Regions from separate parts of the Homo sapiens genome. Here region 2 is linked to region 1. A link is a contact called in ENCODE Hi-C data. All regions are on one chromosome and are shown on one strand. The core of a region is the stretch at or near the end of the contact, and the rest is flanking DNA. Distances in the headings are between cores, read along the strand shown.

Region 1 (3,413 bases), core at 79-2,578:
GGGAGAGAAGGAGCTCATGGAAGGTTGTGCATTGAGTTTATGACAAGCCTGAAAAGTGGCACACATCATTTCTGCTCACATTCCAGAACTCAGTTATGTGGTTCATCTAGATGCATAGGGAGCTGGGAAACATAGCTTTGCTTTGTGCACAGGAAGGACAAAAGAACTGTATATTGGTGAATTGTAGCAATTTCTACCACCCTGGCTCTGCCCATCAATTCAGAAAACATTTGGTAATGTATTTTCTATGTCAGACACTCTGTCAAGGACTAGAGTAAATGGTGAGCAGTACATTGCCCTTGAGTAATCACAGTCTAACGAGAGAGAAGAATGGGTAAATTAACAATTATTATATACCATGATAAATGTTATAACAGAGACATTTGCTGAGTGCTGAAGGCACCCAGAAAAGAAGCAAGTTTAGGGAAGTTTCAGTTACATTTGAACTGAGTCTTGAAGTAGAGTGATCATAGCTGATGTTTTTTAATCACTTTCCACTCACCAGGCACTATTCTAAGCACTTTTCATGTATTAACTCACTTAATCATCACAACAACTCTAACAGGAAGGTGTTATTATTATATCCACAGATGAGGAAACTGAGGCATAGTGAAGTTAAGTCCCTTGCTCAGGGTCTCATTCTTTGCTAATGACAGAGACGAGATTTGGACCTAGACAGTCTATCTCCTAAAACCACTCTTTCAACCAACAACACTATACAGAGAAGCAATAGACGTTCACCAGAGAGGAAGGTGGGGGCCCTCTCTGCTTATGTAGGGCCTGTGTCAGCATGTCTAGAACAATGACATCAGAAAAGTACTTCCTGGTGTTGAGAAGCATGCCCTGGTAAGGTCTCACCACACCCTTACCGCCTGTGCCATGCAGCTATGGGTTTCACAAACAGAGTGAGGGATGACCCTTGCAAGGCAGGGAGGATGCCAGGACGTTAGGCAGATGGGCCAGACTGGAATAAGGAACCCGGATGTTAATAGTAGATAATCCTACTAAGGCATGGCCAGTGGCCAAGGAAGGTAACCAAAGAGGCTGATTTATTTTTACAAATGTATTAAGATATTATTAGGTTCAATATAAATTAATCTCATGCTGAATATTAATAACATCAGACTCTGGCCATTCCCGATTCCATGCTGACCATACACACTCGCTTCCTATGTGTGGTAAAGGCTTCTAGTGCTCACCTATACCCTTCTCTCCTCCTGTCACTCAGGAAGTCTCCACTCCCCAGGTCTCTTGCAGTTAGGTATGACTATGTGACTAGTCATAGCCAGTGAAATGTATGCAGAAGTCATATGAGTTTCTCCTGGGCCACAGCATAAGGAAGTGACCTCTAGTCCTTTGCCTTGGCAACCCTGGAGGCCACCTGTTGAGATGGCAGCATAACAAGACAGAGGGAGTGCTGCCCAGAGAATCGCCTAACCCATATAGGACTTTATGCAAGCAAGAAATAAGCCTTTGTTGCCTTCACTCCCTAAGATTTCTGAGTTTATTTATTAATGCAGCACTACCTGGTGAGTGTATTAATATATTATATTTCAAGCCTATGCCCATCACTGGTTTTGCTTTTACTTCTGCTTTGACACTGGAACTCATGCCAAACTCCTTTCATTATTCAGCCAAGATTGCGTCTGTTAAATCTAATCCAGTAGTATGCAGATACAGTGACTTCTTAAGTTGTTTATTAATGTTCACATTTCTTTTTTTTTTCTTTCTTTTTTTGAGAAGAAGTCTCACTCCACTGCCCAGGCTGGAGTACAGTGGTGCGATCTCAGCTCACTTCAACCTCCACCTTCCAGGTTCAAGCAATTCTCCTGCCTCAGCCTCCCAAGTAGCTGGGATACAGGCATGTACCACCATGCCCAGCTAAATTGTTTTTGTTATTTTTAGTGGAAACAGGGTTTTACCATGTTGGCCAGGCTGGTCTCAAACTCCTGACCTCAAATGATCCAGCCACCTCGGCCTCCCAAAGTGCTGGGATTACAGGTGTGAGCCACCGTGCCCAGCCAATGTTCACATTTTTCAATGAAGCTAGAAACAAAACTCCTTGACTACCACTTGGAATGTCACTGTCTGAGTTTGATGTCATAATGGCCACAGAGTCTGAGCTATCTTCTAACACATCCCCTGCTCTAAGTGGAAATTTAACAAGATGAACTTTCCAGTAATGAGGCTTGACAGCGCTGCCACCACCAGAAGCGGAAGCAGTCAGGTCAGAAGGAAGGCTGCTAACTTCCTCACAGAAGTGTTGATTAGGCTTTGCGCTACTAGCCTGCTCATGGAGGGAGCCTCATCAGTCCTCTTCTGAACACTGTGAATCCTTCCTTATCCTCCCTTCCCCCCTGCCCCCACACACACACACAAATTCACACTTAAGATATTACCAAATTGCAACATCTAACATTTCTCAAAGAAGCTATTTCCAATGCAGGTGTGCCCCCACATTATGAGAAAAGTACATTCAAGAAGTGTCATATATAAATCCAGTCAGTGGAGAATGATATCATTTGGTAAATTCCCATTTGTTTTGTGTGTTTCCTTAAAGAGAGATGTACACACATCTATAATTCCAGCTTCAACTTAACGACTTTCAGACAAAACACAGGGGAAAATATTAATTACAGGAAAGTGTCTTTTAATCTCTAGTACCAGTAGGGTAGTCAGACACCAGTCATAGGCATACAGAAAAATATGCTTCCTGTCATCATGGTTACTTTCAGAAACACACACTGAAGATTAGCACCAAAACAGGAACTCAGAGACAACCAGGCTCAAAAACAAACAAAATGCAGAAATTATGTAATTGCCTAAAAGCCATGAAGTCACTTAGCTAAATATTTTAAGGAATAGCATTACCTAAAATAATAATCATCCTCACTTGACTAATAACATTTCATTTTCAGGGCATAAACAAACCCCAGTTTCAAATGATTAGTAGTCCAAGTCAGATGCCTTGAAATCCATCCCAGCCCTCATTTCCACTCATACTGTTTCCACCCATTCCTTCACCCTACCCATTCCCAGAGCTTCCATCTTAGATTTTGATGATGCTAGCTGGAGGTATAGATTCAGATTACCACATAATTATTATTGTACTATATTATCTTCTAGGTGATATTTTTATATTTGCTTTTATTTTAATAAAGAGAAATTAAAGCATTTATATATAGTCTCTAATATTTATAATTATCTAGATATATAAATAAATATACATTAACTGGCTTCAGTGTTTACTCCCAACCTTTTTTATACTCTAGCTTTCCTATTTTAATCCTTCACTCTAGCATCTATCATCCTTGGTCACCTGGAATTTATCTTCAAGCATTTTTTCAACAGAGATTCATGTTAAATCTTGCCCAGGAAAATTGCCTATCATATAATTTTTTTGAAACGTGGTC
Region 2 (3,324 bases), core at 569-3,068, 570 kb before region 1:
TCTCTGGCTTCTTACCACTCCGTCGCAGCTGTATTATATGAGATGATATTCATGAGTGATTTTGGTCTGGGCTTAAGGAAAAGGGTGCTGTGTGTATGTATGTGTGGGTGGGTGGGGTGGGGGCACACAAGGAAGGGAGAGAAATGAAGTAAATGCAGGGAGAAGTATGGCTTTTGTCACCTTGCCTGGAAACCTGGACTGGGTTGGGGGGCTTGGAGAGATGAAGTATAAGCAGTATCCCTCTGCGTCTTGGTGACTGGGTACTCACCTCAGGGCCTTTATACCCTTCCTTTGGGAATTTTCTTCCCTAAGGAAACTCCAAAATTCTGCAGGGCTTAATTTCTCATTTCCTTCAAATCTTAGGTCAAATGTTCTCTCTCCATAGAGGACTTCCCTGATTATCCTATGCAAAGTGGCATGCTTTGTCACTCTCTATCCACTTACCCTGCTTAATTTTTCTTCATAGAAGTCATTTTTACTCCATAATGATATACACATATAGCCTTAACATATATATATATGTTTCTTCTTTCATTATTCACTTCTCCCACTGAAATGTAAGCTCCATGAAAGCAGCGACTTTTTCTGGTTTTTAAATATTCTGTGTAGCACAGTATTTCTAGAATGAGTAAACAGATGAATAAAGGAATAAAATACGTGTTAAACTGAAATTTTTACTATATATTTTCCTAAATTATTAGCACAAAGTTTTCCTTGAATAAAATTCTGATATTTTCCCCCAAGTGATTATAACACAAACACATTCATCTTTGAAAACTCATGCCTCAGTTTGCAACAAGCCTTTACAGACAAAGGCTGACCAACAGGAGCTGCTGGTGGTAGCTGTGCTGGAGCGGTGGTAGTGCTTAAGCAAGGTGTGGTATGTAACCTAAAACATGGGACATTCATGGCTACTGAGATCACTCATCCGTTTATTCTGCAAACACTACCTGAGTACTCTGTATGTGCTGAGGCCTCCACTAAGGACTGGGGAGACACAGATGATCAATACTCCCTACATATTCACTGTCCCCATGGGGCTTACAGTCTGGTTGTTTCCTTCAGAATCTTGGGTACAAAGTGGAATGAAATTTCTGGGTTTCTGTACCCACAGCCACACACATACTTGTGTCAGTCAAAGGGCCAAGGCTGAAGCTACTTTTGCTTTTTGCATTTGGAGAAAATAAAATCCCACTTTACCTCTCCCTCCCCCACTGCCCACCAAAGCATGCTAATAGCACACATCCACGTAACTTCTCTCATGGCCACACTTGATGCATGCCCCCATTCATTAAAAACAAATTCCACCCGTACCCTTGCCAGTGAGGGACAGCCAAGGACATTGCGAGGTGGAGGGTCACACTGAAACTGCCGTGGAAGGACCCTAAACCCCTATCAGACATCCTGACTCCCAGGCCGGCGCACACACACACCATGCCCATGACCCGTCTCCAGCTCAGGACTGGCCAGAGCTCTGTGGAAACCTGAGCTAAGTGAGGACAGCCCCCCTCCAGGTGATCCACTTCTTTTCCCCTTTTTGTTTTTTTTCCATGGTTTCTGACACTTCTTGGCCCCACCGTCATTTTCCATTTAGTTGCGGGCAGTCTTCTTATCTTCAAAATGTTTTTCTTCACTTGCAGAGGGAAGCCTACTTCTGAATCAAGTCGTTGGTTTTCTGTGTGTGCAGGGAACCTCTGCCAGGAGCCCAGCTGCTTTCGGACCCTTGCCACCCAGCCTCAGCTTGCATTTCCGAGTTTTCACTACGGGAATAGATTCCTTGGAAGGAGGCTTGCTTCTTTTGGGCCGTGAGGCCTTTTTTTTTTTTTCTGCGAGGGAAGACAGAGTGAGAAAGCCCAGGGGATGGCTGGCTCGGAGGTTCCATGAAAAAGGTTCTTTAGGGCTGGCTTGAACGGTGTTTTTGTGTGACAGAAGAATCCCTCAGTCTTTCGGGTTTTGGCCAAGGCCCCCTGCTTTTTCGTGAGATGTTGATGAATTTGTGCCTGGTTCCTCTCTTACGATTACCTCTGTGTTTACACGGTACCGACTCGGAGTCGCTGCTGTATCTTGAATGCTCATTCAAGGAGAGTAACTCAAGGGCTGACAGCTGGTGAGGTCATTCTGCAGTCTAGCCAGGGCCCGTGTGCCATTACAATGAAGTAATAATGTATTTATAACACACCTAACCACTGATGGCTTCTATTGCTGTGGCATTCCCTCTGCGTTTGCACAGATGTTTTTTGAGAACTCAAGAATTGGCCTCCAGAAACAACCTCCTAGCAAACAAACTCTGCTTGTTGACTCTGGCGGGTGCTTATAACGAGAGTTGTTAGCACTCGGGATTTATGTTTCAAATATCATTTTAATTTCTCAGGCAGCATTTTTACCACAAGATGTTAATTCACTGGTGCACTTGAATCCCATAGCTTCTCTCTCTCCCACTTTCTCTCTCTCTCACTCGAGTGTGCACTCTCTCTCTCTTAATGAAAATATGGACTTGGTTTCTAAGGAAATATTCTCAGTGCCTGATTCATCGAAACACAGTGCATTCATTTTCCATGGAATTTACTCTGAAATGTCATACTCTTTTTATTTGATAAATTATGTACTTTTGTGATTCATTAAGCCCCTCTTCTTATTCCCGAGTAGCACCCTCTTCGTCATGCACAAGGTCTATGCAATTAGTCCCCACAGGGGCAGTTGGTCTTTCTGAGAGGCACAAGCTGCTTTTAACATTTGCCAGAAAACATGGGAAAGCATTTAAAGATGACGGCACACACACTAGGTTGACATCTAGAGGGGATTCCTATGAGAACTGTTATGTCAATTTTGTAAACCTTAATGTTTCCTGATAGAGGTGAGTTAGAGATAACATTCCAGCTGATTCCATGATTAGCATTCCAGATATTTAAAAAAAAATAAAAATAGTTGGGGACTTCTGTTCAGAATATCTCCTATTTTTCCTTTCTTCTCTTTCCTCTCCTGCAATCTTGATGCATTTTATCTTTGCTTCTTAGTCATCTGGCTGAATCCTCTCAGAAGACATTGCATTAAGTTAAGGCATTCCCATTGGCTCACACACCCCCTCCCAAACCCCAGTGCAAGAGTACACATTTCTAAATTCACAAACATCCTTCCTGTTTTTTCACCGGCCCTGAAACAGGTGATATCAACTCTGGGACTTAAGACAGGACAGTAAAAGCCTTTCGTCTCTCGCTCATCCCCTAAGTCCTCCATAATCCACTAGAACTGGCTTTTAAAAAATGGATACATAATATTTTACATATTTATGGGGTACATGTGATATTTTGTTACACGCATAGAATG

What was found. Hi-C counts contacts between places; a loop is a spot of excess contacts on that map. Pooled maps may share reads with other maps.
Region 2: a map of psoas muscle shows a loop between it and region 1 (2.1-fold over the local background). The contact joins two enhancer-like sites. A Hi-C loop is called at or near these places in 1 of 168 maps with a recorded cell type or tissue (psoas muscle) and 2 of 50 pooled maps.

Annotation. Positions count from the first base shown.
Region 1 is chr2:65,726,891-65,730,303 of GRCh38, reverse strand. All of the region lies in intron 2 of LOC105369167 (a long non-coding RNA gene), which reads right to left. Among named protein-coding and RNA genes, the nearest start is that of LINC02934, 61 kb to the left of the region's middle. Within about 2 kb of position 1,328, at least 3 of the 41 ENCODE cell types and tissues checked have a DNase peak (open chromatin) inside an H3K27ac peak, as active enhancers do; they include psoas muscle, where a contact is called at or near this core.
Region 2 is chr2:66,300,050-66,303,373 of GRCh38, reverse strand. No RefSeq gene overlaps it. Among named protein-coding and RNA genes, the nearest start is that of MIR4778, 57 kb to the left of the region's middle. Within about 2 kb of position 1,818, at least 10 of the 41 ENCODE cell types and tissues checked have a DNase peak (open chromatin) inside an H3K27ac peak, as active enhancers do; they include psoas muscle, where a contact is called at or near this core.